Linked DNA regions of Mus musculus: region 1 is linked to region 2. The links are chromatin contacts, found by Hi-C or POLR2A ChIA-PET in ENCODE. All regions are on one chromosome and are shown on one strand. The core of a region is the stretch at or near the end of the contact, and the rest is flanking DNA. Distances in the headings are between cores, read along the strand shown.

Evidence for each region. Hi-C counts contacts between places; a loop is a spot of excess contacts on that map. ChIA-PET counts read pairs that join two places held with the same protein, here RNA polymerase II (POLR2A).
Region 1: POLR2A ChIA-PET joins it to region 2 with 33 read pairs in Patski. The contact joins two enhancer-like sites. A Hi-C loop is called at or near these places in 4 of 37 maps with a recorded cell type or tissue (T-helper 1 cell, T-helper 17 cell and gastrocnemius). POLR2A ChIA-PET finds 5 or more read pairs at or near these places in 1 of 5 experiments (Patski).

The regions. Positions count from the first base shown.
Region 1 is chr2:72,366,846-72,374,165 of GRCm38, reverse strand. It overlaps Map3k20 (mitogen-activated protein kinase kinase kinase 20), which reads right to left. Exons shown (of 20, transcript NM_023057.5): 5 at 5,700-5,765; 6 at 2,411-2,439; 7 at 2,158-2,295. Among named protein-coding and RNA genes, the nearest start is that of Gm52556, 19 kb to the right of the region's middle. Within about 2 kb of position 4,830, at least 1 of the 3 ENCODE cell types and tissues checked has a DNase peak (open chromatin) inside an H3K27ac peak, as active enhancers do.
Region 2 is chr2:72,317,283-72,324,699 of GRCm38, reverse strand. The region is part of intron 2 of Map3k20 (mitogen-activated protein kinase kinase kinase 20); the gene reads right to left. Among named protein-coding and RNA genes, the nearest start is that of Gm52556, 31 kb to the left of the region's middle. Within about 2 kb of position 6,104, at least 1 of the 3 ENCODE cell types and tissues checked has a DNase peak (open chromatin) inside an H3K27ac peak, as active enhancers do.

The DNA of each region.
Region 1 (7,320 bases), core at 3,581-6,080, 51 kb before region 2:
CCCTGGAGTGAAAGGCTTTTTATAAACAAATGGAAAACCTACAGCTCCAGGAAGAAAGATCCAGGCAGCACTTACAGAAGTGCTCAGTGAGAACTGACAGACAGATTTAAAGACACAGGAGTGATCCTTAATGTTAGGAGTGTGATCAGCAGCTATGGCTTCCAGGGGAAAAGTCATTCATTCTTGGTGACAGGTACCAAGAGGTCACAGTCTAAGCAAAGGCAGATGGGTACATTTCACACAAAGTCCTAGGCTGAAAGAAAGTGGTATGGAGTTTATTTTCATAAATCCAATAATATTGAAACTAAAAGTTCATTCTCTACACAACTCATAAGTTGTGACTTTAGGTCAAAAATCTCTAAAAGGGAAATTCCAAGACTTGGGGAGAATTGTCAAAGTACAAGTTATATACATGGGCTTCTGGAGGAGGAAACGAGCCAGAGGACCCATCAAGCTAAGTAAGTGAGAACGTGGGTGTCTGGGTGTGTGTCTCTCCTCTGTATACACCTGTACATGCAGGGAGAACCAGCCAAAAGACCCATGTGTTCAGCCACGTTACTGCCTTCCAAACCCCCTTGTTCCACAGGAGTCTCGGCAGAGTATGGCACATTGGCTTCTGTTCCACAGAATAAAATGAGGTTCTGGCACTGTCAAACATGCCACATAAAATTTAAATCAGTCCACGTCTGTATCCAGCCCAGAGACTAACTCAGTAGGTAAACATTTTCCCTAAAGCAAAAAATCATAAATTGTCAAGAGAAGACAGTTTCACAGAAAGCCTAATTTTTCCTTCTGTAGCACGGAGCATTGAACCTGGGGCCTTGTGTATGCCAGGCAGGTGGTTGCTGTGCAGCTAAACCTGAACATAAAAGGCCTTAGACTGTAAAAAAAACCCCTGTTTGCAGAATGTTCAGATGAGTGTATGGCGACTACACTGTAAGGACATGCAACACAGCCTGGGAAGCTAGTCTCCTGTGGGGCTATTGTTTTGTTTTTCCCCTTCCTATCTGTGAGAAGTGTTTCCTTGTTCTCCATATTAATGAAGTTTCCATTCTTACAAACATTCAGAATTAAGAGGAATTAGATATTTAATGCTGTTGCTACTGTTACCATCTAGCCCCTTTAAGACCCTAGACTTTAGCTAAAAATATACAATCCATTTTTGAAATTGTTTCCAATCGCCATCAGGATTCACTCGTCCATAAGAGGTGCCACGGTTTAGGGAGCACTGGCCCAGTGGAAAAGCCCCACATATAAGGACGCCAGCCCGGGTGTGGACTGAAGAGGGAGAGGGGTGCACTTGACGTGTGGTCCTTTCCAGCCACCTCCCCCTACCTCAGGAAAAGGGGGGGGGTGAGCTGTTTCTTACAGCAGTAGTGTCCTTTTGCGAGGTAATGTGTAAAGCAGAGGTGGTGTACACAGCACAGAGGGCAATGAGACCCAGAGACTCAGAATTGCCCATGATGCTCTGGTCTTTAAAGGGATATTCAACACTTCAGGGGGAGAACCATCTTCAAACAAGGAGCCACAAAGGATTCCTTCCAGCAGCAGGAAATGCCCTACCAGAGGCTACTTCCTCCCAAATGATCCTTAGCTGGCTCCTCCCTCGACTCTAGGCTTGCTTCTGCCTGCTGGCATCCACCTGCTTTAACCCCTTAACTTCACCACTTGTTTTCGAAGCATTTACAGCAGACCTGGGCAAGGCTATCTGGTCTAACAACATGTTCTTTTGTAGTTTCGGAAATGTACAAGTTTAGCTCGCTTGGCAGCTCCTGTCTGTCACACGCCATGTGGGCATCTATTATAAGCAAGCATATTCCAAGAGATTTTCGCAATATCAGTGAACTGCACAGCGGCTCTACAGTGGTGCTTCCACCCAGCTCGACAGCGTGCCCGGCAGGCCTCGCGCTGGTCAGGCTCTGCATTATTTGTTTCTCGGAAGCAGTGATGGTTCTTCTTGTTGTAGGACAGATTAGCTCGGGGTCATAAGTGATCAAAGCATACATTGTGACAGCTGGAAAGCCCCTCCCTAATGCTTCCACTGTGGATGACCCAACTGTCTCAGGCACAAGGAAGCTAAACTGTGGCCATTTTCTTCTCTAAGCTGTTGTCCCTTCCTATGTCCTTTGGTAAGCAGGAAATGAGAAACGTACTCACCACACCATAGGAATACGTGTCACAGGTTTCAGACACAGGGAGACTCTGGATAACTTCTGGAGCCATCCATGGGAAAGTTCCAACCAAGGACATGTGTGTTGTGTGGTTATGGAACCGCGAGGCACCGAAGTCACAGATCTGAGGACAGAGGAACCAATGTCAACTTTCTACCCAGTGCTGACGGGAGACTGTTAGTCACAAAGCCATCATCAGAAATGGACAACTCTCTTCAAATGATAAGAAACAGTCCTACCTTCAGCACTCCGTCAGCAGCGATAACAACTGGAAGAAAATGGAGAGAAAGTATGATAATCATTTCTGTTTGAATCACCTTAGCACCAAAGAAAAGTATGGCGTCATGTTTCTAACGTTGAAACCACTACATTTCTAACTTCACGATATAAGCTGGGCGTGGTGGTGTGTACCCAGAATCCCAGGCTGAGGCAGGAGGACTACCACGAGTTTGAGGTGAGCCTAGGCTGCACAGCAGGAACTAAACCTGCCAGGGATACATAAGAAGACCCTGTTCCAAATGCGCGCATTTGTATAAAACAGGTACAGTACCTCATGGAGTTAAGCTTTTAAAAAAAATGCTATCTGCCTAATAGGAAGGAACTCACCAATTCTCTAGATATCTTCATTTTATGTTTTATGATATAAAATCCTGTCTTTGTCTCTGTCTCTGTGTGTGTGTGTCTTTCTCTAAGTCTGTCTGTCTGTCTGTCTGTCTCTGTATGAGTGTGTGTGTATGTGTGTGTGTTCTTCACAGTTGAAGATTCATTTTCTGAAAGGTGAAAACAACACTTATGCATCCATGTGCTTGACAACAGTGTTGAGTACCCACTGGGGTCAAAGGTCACTGCGGCCTCTCCTCTCCTCTTCTCTCCTCTCCTCTCTTCTCCTCTCCTCTCCTCTCCCGAAGTCTTCAGTGCATCAGAGAGACCATTAAACATCCACAATGAAGTGGGGGTAAGTTGTATGATGAGAGAAAGAGTTAATAAAGAACCAACCAAGAGGACCACCTAAGCCTGGGGAGGTTGGATGAGGTCTCTGGCGGGGATGGATGCTTATACTAAGACTTGATGACAGGAAGAGGGGAGCCTGGGAGGGCGAGGAGTTTCATCCACGAAACATTCAGGTGCAGGGTAAAGGTGCAGGCATTCTAGAAGACAGAAGCCAATCCAAGAAGAGGTCTTGTGGGGGATGGAAGGCCACAAAGAATGTGACATGGAAGATGGGCAGGAGGGAGACTTCAGGGGGCTGACGGCCTGCATAACAGCACAGAACAAGAGGCAAGGAGCGGGCTGTGCATGTGGGTGGCTGTGGTCTGAGAGAGACATGGAGTGGGATGGTCAGAGGGAAGGCCAAGGACAGAAGCCTAGGGAGGGTGTCCGGGACTTGTGTAGTAAGCCACTCTGTGCCTTGAGCATGGTGGATGATCAGTACAGCAGATGTTACTAGTGGGTTCGGTAACTGGAGAAAATATCCTGTGTGATCTAATACATATAAATAGTCTCAAAGTAAATGTGGGCTGGCAAGAAATGAGCTACATGCTTGTGGCAAACAAAAATGCAAATAAATACTACTGTTGTATTCAGTTGGTCTTAGATTATCTCCCTGTTCCTTTTTCCTGACATAATATTAGCAAGTGCTTATTAAAAAAAAAAACAATAAAAAACTTAATATGGGGGCTGGAGAGATGGTTCGGTGGGTTTAGAAGCACTTGTCATGAGAGCCTGGTGACGGGAGACAGATCCAGAGACCCATATAAAGGTGGGAAGAGACAACCAACCCCACAGTGTGGCTCTCTGACTTCCAAGAGCATATCATAGCACATGTATGCCCACAAACACACCACACACACACACACACACACACACACACACACACACAGACACACACACAATACGGGTTTATTGTTATTACATTTTATTTATTCATTTTGTGTGTGTACACAGTGTTGAGGCATACAGGCCATGGTATACACATGGAGATCATGAACAACTTGTGGGAGTTGGTTCTCTCTTTCTGTCATGTGGTTTTTGGGGATTAAGCTCAAGTTGTCAGGCTTAGTGGCAAGTGCCTTTACCCACTGAGCCATCTTGCCAGCCCAGAACTAAAGTTTTCAAAAATATTACAGAAGACAAAATCTCACTCCACTTCCCAGTAAAAACAAATTGCCAAAGTTAGGCTGGTATTCTTTTGATATTAATGTATATTCTTTCCTTTTAACTACATAAGTTGTAGTTTTTTTAAAATGAGAAATTCTCCATTGTTAAATATCATTTTCATGCTAACTACATAGGTTTTAAAACATCAGATAACTTGTTTATATCAAAACTAATAGCACAAACTGAAATTGTAGTCACATAACTCTGTCACTTCATCCCGGAGGGGATTAGATTATTTTCTAATGACTTCCTGTTAGCCTGCTCTATATCACAAGATTCTGTCTCAGAAGAGCCAAAAAGAGTAGGAGAGGGTGGGACAGTTTGCTGAGCCAGCTGACTGGGTTAAGGAGAGGCCAGGGTGGACTCTCAGGAGAGCAGCTGCCTACAACTTCCTGTCTTTCCTGCTCTCCACCTGTCAGACCAAGGCCTGCAGGTCCTGGGTGTGAGCAGAGCACCTGGGGCCTGCCCAGGCTCCTCCTGCCCACCCGCAGTCACCACCCATTCCAAGGATCACACTGTTGGCAAATTCAAGTTCTAGCTTCTGTGGTCTTAAGAGTTCTAAAAATAAACGCTTTCCTTCTCCCTGCCGAGAGCCGCTAAAAATGTAGAAATAACTGATAGCAAGGACTGTTTCCTGCCTTGAGCGGCAAACTCCGGTGTTTACTTAGCTAGGTCCACCAAAGCTAACTAATCCTAGTGCCTTTCTGACAACTCTGACGTGACATAATGGAAGAAGGTAGTGTCGAACCCGGCATGCTATTTTAAAACGCTCATTTTCCAAATGATAAATATAGGCTTATAAAGTTTAGGAATGTACAAAAGAGGAGAAAGGAAAAAAGAAAGCCGAATGCCCTTATGTTCTGAATGCCCAAGCATGCTGGTCATTTTTGGGCACTATTCCAGGTACTATAGGTATGCATGACCAAAAGATGTATACCATGTAATTCGGAAATAAAATTCAAAATTGCTGGCAGAAAGCAGCATCTAAAAATAGGAGACTTAAAAATACATGACCATACACTTTGACCTGGCTATGCCAATTTTAGAAAAGATCTCTAAGGAAATAATTAGAGATGTGTTGAGAGACTTGGCCAGAAGGCATTTAACTAAACATTTCTTATTTTAGAAAAAAAAAAAAAATTAACCAATCCAGTTGTCTCCATCCTGGGTTAGACTCACACAGTAGAACACTATGCAGCTCCCTCAAATGACAGACAGATTTTGATATTTATAGACAGTGAAAATGTTTTCATGGTGGTGCGTGAACCTAGCGATGAGTCACACAAACAGAGGAAAGCGCTGTGCTGGCTTTATCCGCAGGTCCGTGCGGACTGCGGTGAGACAGTGAGACTGAAAGGTGTGCTAACTCACCGTTTCTTGACTTGAGGTCTCTGTGGATCACCTTGACAGGAGCTTCCATGTGTAAGTAATGCATCCCTTTTGTAAGGAGGGAGAGAGCGTTAGTGGTTAGTGGTACGGCATCAGTAAGACCACTCAGAAATCCATACCAGGAAAACAAATCTGTATGTTCTGCTCTTCCATGCGTGATAAAAGAAAAATCGCATATGTCTACATTAGTAACAATATCTTTAGCTAAGCTGATACAGGACCTCACTTCTTACAGTAGCTAACAAGGACACCGTGATTTTCTCAAACTCATGCACAGAGCACAGATTGACCATAATGGCCCCTGAGCATCCACTACCAAGTGCATGTGCTGTCCGCCCAGGCTTAGGCTCTGTGGTGCTCAACTTGGATATCTGTGGCCACTGAGCTAGCTGCAGCACTGTCACTTTTCCGCCGGGCCTGGGAGAGGACAGAACTGTGTGGTGTGCAGCTGGTCCACTGATGAGCAAAGGCATTGCGATCCTCTAATAGATGTGCAATACTTACAAAACATTTTTTCTTCTCAGAAGAATAAAATGCCAAATTTACTCTGATAAATGTATGATATGAGTTAATGTACTCTATCTACTGGGTGCATCAGATGTAGATAATTCTATTGATTTGAATGAGAAACTATACTTTAAGATATATTTCATGGTTACTCCTTAAAAGTGTTCAGTCTTTTCTGTTCCAGGCAAAGACAGAATATAGGAAAAACATATTTCTACGCAGTACTTCCTTTCATCTCATGTCCTCTTTCTCAAACAGTGGAGGGAACAGTCCTTCCTCACACCAAAGCCAACAGGATCCCCATTGTTTTTTATGAGATGCCCACCAAAGTAATTTAGTAAGTGTCCTTGGTTTCTCTTTAAGTACATAGAACACTACAATTTTATGAGGAGAATTTATTAATAGCAACTCTCCCTCAACTACTCTGGTTATTATATATTGAGGAATCAAAAGAACAAAGAAAATAACAAAAAGGTTTTAACTCTTGTTACTTAATGATATCACTGAAGAGAGTCAAGTTAACAGAAGTAGTAGCAACTTAAATGACCTTAAGTGATGTAACTGGGATAAAGGGTCTCATTTAATAGCAAGTTCTCCATATTCAAGCTGTGCAGCTCAATGGCTGCTGCTTACATGGTACTTAGTAGTCTACGTGACTGAATTTCATAGTTATGTCTTCCTTGCTTTAAACTCAAATTTCCAAATAATTTTCAGGTATGGTCTATTTGACTATGACTTGAAGCAAGACTAGATGGTTTTTGTACTTGCTGACAAAGATTTCAAAAGGGAATATTCGACGATAAAACCTTACAATGTAGACACTGCCTGACTCTGAGTCAAATTATCAGAAGCAAAAGTACTATAAATTAATGGTGCGCGGTGAGTTGTACCCAGCTCTGAAAACTTGATGTGCATCTACGTGCTGTAATCACAAAATTCCATTCAATCTGTTTTTTATGGAGTCTTCTGCTTTGTTTTTATTTCAAACCACCGAGAAGAATTGAAAAATGCTCTCTCCTGCTTCAAGTATTTGTGAATTATTAATATCTGACCAGTCCCACTGTGGAGGTTTGGGAGAGCTTTGGACTGAGGTGGG
Region 2 (7,417 bases), core at 4,855-7,354:
GGATATTATTTAAAGCAATCTAAAGGGAATTCTGTTTGAGCAGGAAGTGATCTATTATTCTGCACTTCCAGGAAAGAATCCGCTCTCCACAGCATCCCAGCGCCAGGATCTGAAGCACCGCCCCCCAGCAGTTGTGGGAGAAATAATACAAAGAACAGCGTGAGAACTTTTGATTAAGGTCGACTCGACCGTAATGTTTTCCGTGCGCTGCTCAGTCGTACAATCTTCTGCAGCTGCATAACTCAACATCATTTCTTGGGAGACAAAATAGAAAAACCATCACTGAAAAAAATAATAGAGATAGCATCCAGGCAGGAACAGGATCTGAAAGGGACATGAGGGAAAATTACATTTATTTCATCATCTCCATGATGCTTTTGCCTTAACGTACAGTCATTGTATTCAGTTTTCTAGTCACAAAGAAATATGTTAACAGGGCATGGGAGGCACCAACTGGCACAAGACACGGGCAAAGGCCAGGAGTGTCTCGGTGGAGAGAGAATACATACATGGGCAAGAGGCAAGCGAACACCATTGGGGTTCTAGACTGACCATGTGTTGACCATAGGACTTTGGGTCACAAGTTAGCTGCCCTGCATTTTGTCATCTGTAAACTCACAGAGGGTGCCTGTCCCCTATGCACAGACACTCAGCACAAGCCGGACATGCAGGAAGAGATCAGCAAAGGCTGAAGGGACAATCATATTAATATTCGTTTGTATATGCACACTCCAGGGTACTGATTTTATCTGTTACTCTTTCCGCTCTCATTTAGAGTAAATCTTACCAATGAGTTTGCAACCAACACACAAATTCTCGAATTAGCATTTCCCTTTCCAGCTCCACTCCCATGTCATTTTGGAATTTGGTGATCTGAATATTAAGAAGGAAAATCCCCGCCAACCTGGTCTGGTTCACTGGGAATGTGGTGCACTTCAGCTTTTTCTCACCTCACACGCCAGCTGCTTCTCATCATCTTCCTTCCTCACCAAAAGCTCTTCAGAAATGAAACCAGGTTTGGTTTTAACTGAGGTCCTACATTTGAAATATCATCTTTTTAACAGAATCCTCAGGGAAGCAAAATCGTTGCTTCTGGAGCCTCAGAGAGGGACATGACATCTCTCTCCCTCCCGTCTTCAGCCTGGCAAATCTTAGAAAGAGGCCCAAGGAAGCAATAAATTGTTAATTAAATGTTTAAATTACTAATTAAATAGATTTCTTAAGTGAAGTAGGACACAGAGGGGGTGAGCGGTGCTCCAGCCTCTGGAGGGTTCTCGGCCGGTACCCTTCATCTGGCTCCGCCTTCCTAGACTTCCTGTGGTAACCAGAGAGGCAGATGGCCGCTGGGTGGTCCTCTCCAGTAGAAAGTTGCTTTCTGATGACTGCTTTATTCTTTTTGTAACCATCATCCTTATATTTACAGCGTGGCCAGAATGCTAGTTCCCTACTTCCTGTTGTGTGTTGGAAGAAAACCACAAAACCGAACCAAACAGGATTGTGGTTTGGTAAGGAAATAAGTGTCCATTCTACAGCCACGTGACGGTCACAGTGAGAATGGCCCTTGAGCTCTGCGCCACCATCTGAGATCTAGAGAACCCAAATGACCTGGGGTGTGGCTGCAGGTCATCATTGGCCTGAGCTGGTTGGGCGCTGCCCATCTAAACAGCTCTCCTGCTCTTCAAAGCCTGCCCAGACAGCCTGTAAGATCATTCTGCAACCCAAACACTTCCTCTGCCTCTTTGCTTGAAACTGACCATAAAACAGGACTGAGCATTCTCACAAAGCCCCACTCTTTGTGAGCGTAGACAGCACCTGCCCTGTGTCACAGCCGGATGACCATGCATGTTACCCCTTATACTTAACATTCCTTTCTCTGACCCAGCTATCTCGCACGAAACTCTCAATTTCCTGTACCCACTCTAATTTATATAAATCCTACTAAGTGCCATTGGCAAAATCATCACACTAAGTGCTTTTTAAGTATATATATTTTGAAACAATGCCCCTTTCTTTGCGTTAAGTATAAAGAAATGTAATTATAATGCTTCAACGCATTCACCCTTGATCATTCTAGTGGTATAATTTCCTGCTCTTTTAATGGACAGAGCACTGAAAAAATAGTATTGGGAAGTATACGCCCTTCAATTTAATAAATGAAAAGGAGACAAAGACAGGACTTTCTGAGAAACCCTTCTGGAATGAAATGCATCTCCCCTTCCATTCCTGGACATACTGACGTTTTTTGTTTTATTTTGTTTTGTTTTGTTTTGTTTTTAGTGCTTGACAGTGTATTCCATAGCATAAGGTTCTATTTGCAAGGAGCCGGCATGACATTTAAGTGCAAGATAAAGAGGGCTAAGCAGAAGACACAATCGAGGGAGGCTGCTGGAGGGGCTGAGCTCCTTGCCTTGCTGTGGTGACAAGGGGGACTCGCCACAGTAGGAGCTCCGCGACAGCTCAGTCTAGGGGTTTGTAGCCACACTAATAGAGACAGAAATACCAGACGAGAATGTCTTGCGCCGAGGAAGTGGCATTCCACAAGGGATATTATTTTTTTCAGAGTGGATTAAACACATCTATCTTCCATAGAATATATAAGATGACTACACAGCAATTTTTCAATATATTAATTTCTTCTACTTTACAAAATGTGCCAGTAATGAATTATTTGCCCTTCAGTTACGAATCTCCACCTTGTCCTCCTATGTGGTACCTGAGCTGGACCCTGTGAACATTTGTTCCTGTTGCTGGTGTGATCGCAGGCTTTGTTACCACTGCATGGGAGGTCATGAGAGAGATTTAATCTCTGCTCCCTGCTGCCTCTTCCTTCTCTTTTAGCACTGCTGCCAACCGTGTGAAGGGGAGCTAGTCTAGCACATCTTTCTGACTCCTTAGCTGCTGGATTCTTGGATACCGGCTACATGTCACAGCCTGATGGGTACTGTTCTGTCTATAGCTTGAGACCACTGTACTCCAGTTAGGTGGCTTTGTGTTTAACTCCAACTGGGGCCTTACAGCAAACGTCAGCAGCACCCTAGCCGGTAGCTTGTGAGCCATCCCTGCTCATGCAACCCTAACAAACTCCTTTACCACCCATTCACTGCTACAGTCTCTTTAAGAGTCTCCGTCACAGCCTGGGTTCAGGCCCTCTCTGACATCTGCTCATCTTTGCATATTCTTCATTGATGCTAGAGTTTACAGCTGCTCTTTATATGTTACCCCTGGACTTCTCAGTCTCTTTTGTCCCATTTGGTAGTTAGTTACCTTTACTAGTTGATAATTCTTTATATACTAACATTTCTGACTCAACCTGAGCAATGCTGACTGGTATTTAGATGATCCCAGAGACCCTGAAAAAGAACTCGGGATTAGTTTGGCTATCAGCTTTGGCTAGAATGAAGAACCAGCTCCCTGCCGATGGGACATGAAATGCTTCAGAGTAGAATTAAATCCATCAAGTTATCAGCTGTGATGAACTGCAATCAAGTACCAGAGTCAAAAAAGCTTCTGCCCTTGATTATTATGACAGGAAACGTGGTTGGAATGAATCCTTTTGAGTGCAAAGAAGCATTTACCTAAGGAAAACAACTGGTGGGGCCCAGTGGTTAGAGCACTTATCACTCCTACAGAGGGTTTGTATTTGGTTTCTAGTACTCACATTGGGCTGCTCACTATGGCCTGTAATTCAACATGTTCCAGGGGGCACATAGTATCACCCAGAAGGAAGTAACTCATACGCCAAAACAAACACCAAAAAAACCCCAACCCCCAAAACAAACAAACACCACCACCACAAAACCCTCCAAACCCACAAACCCTGGCAGTATGCTTAGGAAGCAGCTGTGGTGTTAAAAAGAGACCGGTGGGGATGGACAGCAGATGAAGCTGCTTTCATGGCTAAGAACACATATCAGATTCCAGAGTTAAAGTAAAATGTGTTGCTCTAGAAACTAAAGTGTCTCAAACAGTTTGTATGGCTAGTTGACTGAAACTTGAGCTCAGTGTAGCCAACATATCATGAGATTGAGATGCCAGACTTCCCCTGGCATAATATTGAGGAGGAAATACACAGGCTTAGGGATATATGCCTGTTGAAGTGGTTAATCATGTATAAACTACATATGTATCTACCTCTTATGGTCAGTTTTATTAACTTGACATAATCTAGAATCCAAGGGAAGAGAGTCTCCATGAGGGATTGTCCACATCAGATTGGCCTATGGGCATGTCTGTAAATGATTGTGTTGATTACATTAATCAAGGTGGGAATATCTACCCACTGTGGGTGTCACCATTCCCTAAGCAAGACCGTGAACTGTGGAAGAGTGAAAAAGGGAGCAGAGCGCAAGCATGCATGCATTCATTGCTCTGTACCCGATTATGGTCATGATATGACCAACTCCATCAAATTCCTGACACTGTGACTTTTTCAGTTATGATGGACCATAACCTGGACTTGTGAGCTAGAAGGTTTCCCCAGGCTGATTGTGTCAGGGTATGTCATGACAGCAACAGGAAACCAGCCTATGTTACCACCTCAACTGCTATCTCAAAATTATACTCCTGAGAAGGATCAAAGGCACCTCCTACATGAAGACCCTGAAGAGCACATTTGTCACAGGGCACTGCATCTCTCAAATTTTCTTGTTATTCTCTTTTATAGACCAGATATGACCAGAGGATATGCCAACAAACACTCTAGCGGCTTCATTATTTCCTTAGTCATGACTGATTATATCAGGAACAGTGCAGGTTACCAAAGACATGGTTGGTATGTTTACCATCAAAGACGGCAAGGTTATACTAACCAAATGCTTTATAGCCCATAGCAATCTCCACTGGGAGTTAATTTATCCCAATTCCCCAGGAATAGTCAGTGTGGAACCTTTAGAAGGTGGTATTAGCTTCATAATAGAAAGAAAAAGACCCCTGAAATGTCTGATGGTCATTAAGTCACCTCTGTGGGGAATCAGTGTAATATTCATTTTCTAGGCATAGACCAACTGTAAGACCACAAACCCTTTGATGGAAAGGAATGCCAGACTTCTTTGAGGAGAAGTCCATGACATCACCCAGGGGTATGCCACAAATCCTCCACGTGTCACCAAATGCTGCCATTTATTAGACAGAAAGTACAAGATGGGGAACTACTCAGAATTTCAAGGATTACTAACCACTAGCCTTGAATTGCCTCCACATTCCCTACATCCCTACAACAGATTGAGGTAAAATAAAACATGAGCTCAAATTATAAGTGGTTCTGTGTGATACGTTAGTAGCAAATGGATGAGAGCGCTTAAGTGTTCTATCCCCACTAGGAATGACCCCAAACCCAAAGAATAGCATTTCAGGAAAATGCTCCCAGAGGGCAAAACTTTCGACAATTTATTTGGTGACTCACTTGGTTTGGAATGTGCAATGACCCAAACTATGAATCTATCCTAATAGCTGACTAGATACCCTTTGGCTGGATGATTAGGAATTCTGATATGTAAACACTGGAGACCAGGGACAAAGATGTGTGTAGACAGACCTTTCAACCTGGGCAGACCGTGCCCCACAGGAAACTCTGTAACGGGCGTCCACTGCAGAGGAGTGTTTAGGCATACAATACTGTTTCCTCTGTGGAAGCCACTTGAACTCTTTTCTAGCTATCCCAGGGCATGCTCATTGAGCCTGAGAACAAGGTGGCTATGATTGTAAGGCTGGGGACCATATGTAGGGCTAATAAACACAACTTCCCCTTAACAAGGCTGAACTGTCTGCTGGTTCTGGTAAGTATATATCAGATCTGCTAATAAGAGACTCTGAGCCCAACTGTCACCATTCCAAAGAGGACAGATTGAGGGCACTGGAGTTCGGGGAGGAATTCATCTTCCTCCATAAACACATCTCCTGGATAAGAATTTGCCATCCCCAGCTGCAATGCTGCTGACAGCTTCTTCATCCACTGCCTCACAGAAGGCCTTTTTCACCATGTTAGTATTCCACTGTCAGCTGCTGCTGAAGGAAACCACTCACAGTCCAGGAAGTGAAGCAATCGTCTCATAGCAGTGGTGGGATTAACTAAGCCAAACTCACCACACAGCCCTCCCCTTAAGCAGCAACTGACTAGCAGAAAAGCAGAGCAGCCCACTGGAGACTCAGTTACAGGAGCAGCTGAGGGACAACAGCTGCAACATTTACGGGATGAATTATATACCCTCAGCCCCAACCACTGTCTCCTCTACGCACATGGATCTGGACTGAAGGTGAGGGTGGTCCCTATCACTTCCACGTCTAATAATTATCTCAGTAACAATGGCCTCTGACATTCGGGGACTTTACATGGGGACAATGACATTCAGAGACTTTCGGTTCCAAGTATAGAATGTAAAAATGATCCTGCTAGGGGACATAATGATCCTACTGAATTAAAATATGAGAATGCCACTTGGCTATTTTAAAGTTCTTGTCTACTACTAAACTTACAAACAGTTAAAAAAAAAAGTTTCTCTCCTGACTGGAGACTGAATTACTGAGGGAGAACTGGGCTACTGCAAGGAAGTTACGTGATCAGCTTTTGTCTCTGGGACAGAATTCCTGAGAGAATTCCCCAAAAAGAAGGGTTTGCTTTGGCCCTTGGTTTTATAACTTTGATGCATGGGTGGTTGGCTCTGGTGTTTTGGTAACATCATAGCAAGAGCACGTGATGCCACAAAACCATTCACCTCATGGGTGCCAGGAAACAAGAAGGGAAAGAAAGGAAGGGGTAGGGTTCCAAGATCCCCCTCAGAGACATACCACCTGAGACCTAACTTCCGCCTGCTAGGTCTACTCTGAAAGTTCTCACCTGCTCCAGGCAGCAGCACGAGGTAGTGGCCAAGCCTTAGCTTGTAGCCTTTGGAGGACAAGCAAGACACAAACCAGAAAAGAATCCTATGTCTGAAATACAGGAAATTTTGCAGGAGTGTTGTAGGAGATCCATACCCAATAATAAATGTTAGTAAAACATACAAGGGTCCAAGTAAAACAGGAGTCATAGGGACTGAGAACCTTCAAGAATAACAGTTCAAGTCCCCTCACTGGGTGAAGTCCTCCAAGCCTGCTGAGGTTTAGGCTGAGGGAAAACAGAAATACGAAATGACTATTGAAAGAGGACGGTAGTAGCTTCCAGCATTTCACTTTGTTGTTCTTTGGATGTGTATGGTAAGGCCTTCTCAACCTTTCTTCCCCTTATGATGCCACACTTAAGCTGTTGGGTTTATAACTCAGGCTTTAGGTAATAATAGTCAGTGCACTGTAGTGGAATCTGAGCAGAAGTTAATGAAGCCTGCGGTGGATGAAGTCACTCTTAGGACTGTGCATCTCATTTTGGGGACTGATGGGAACTTCCCTTGTGCAAAGGACAGCTAGTCTCCATAGGTGAGAGCACAGA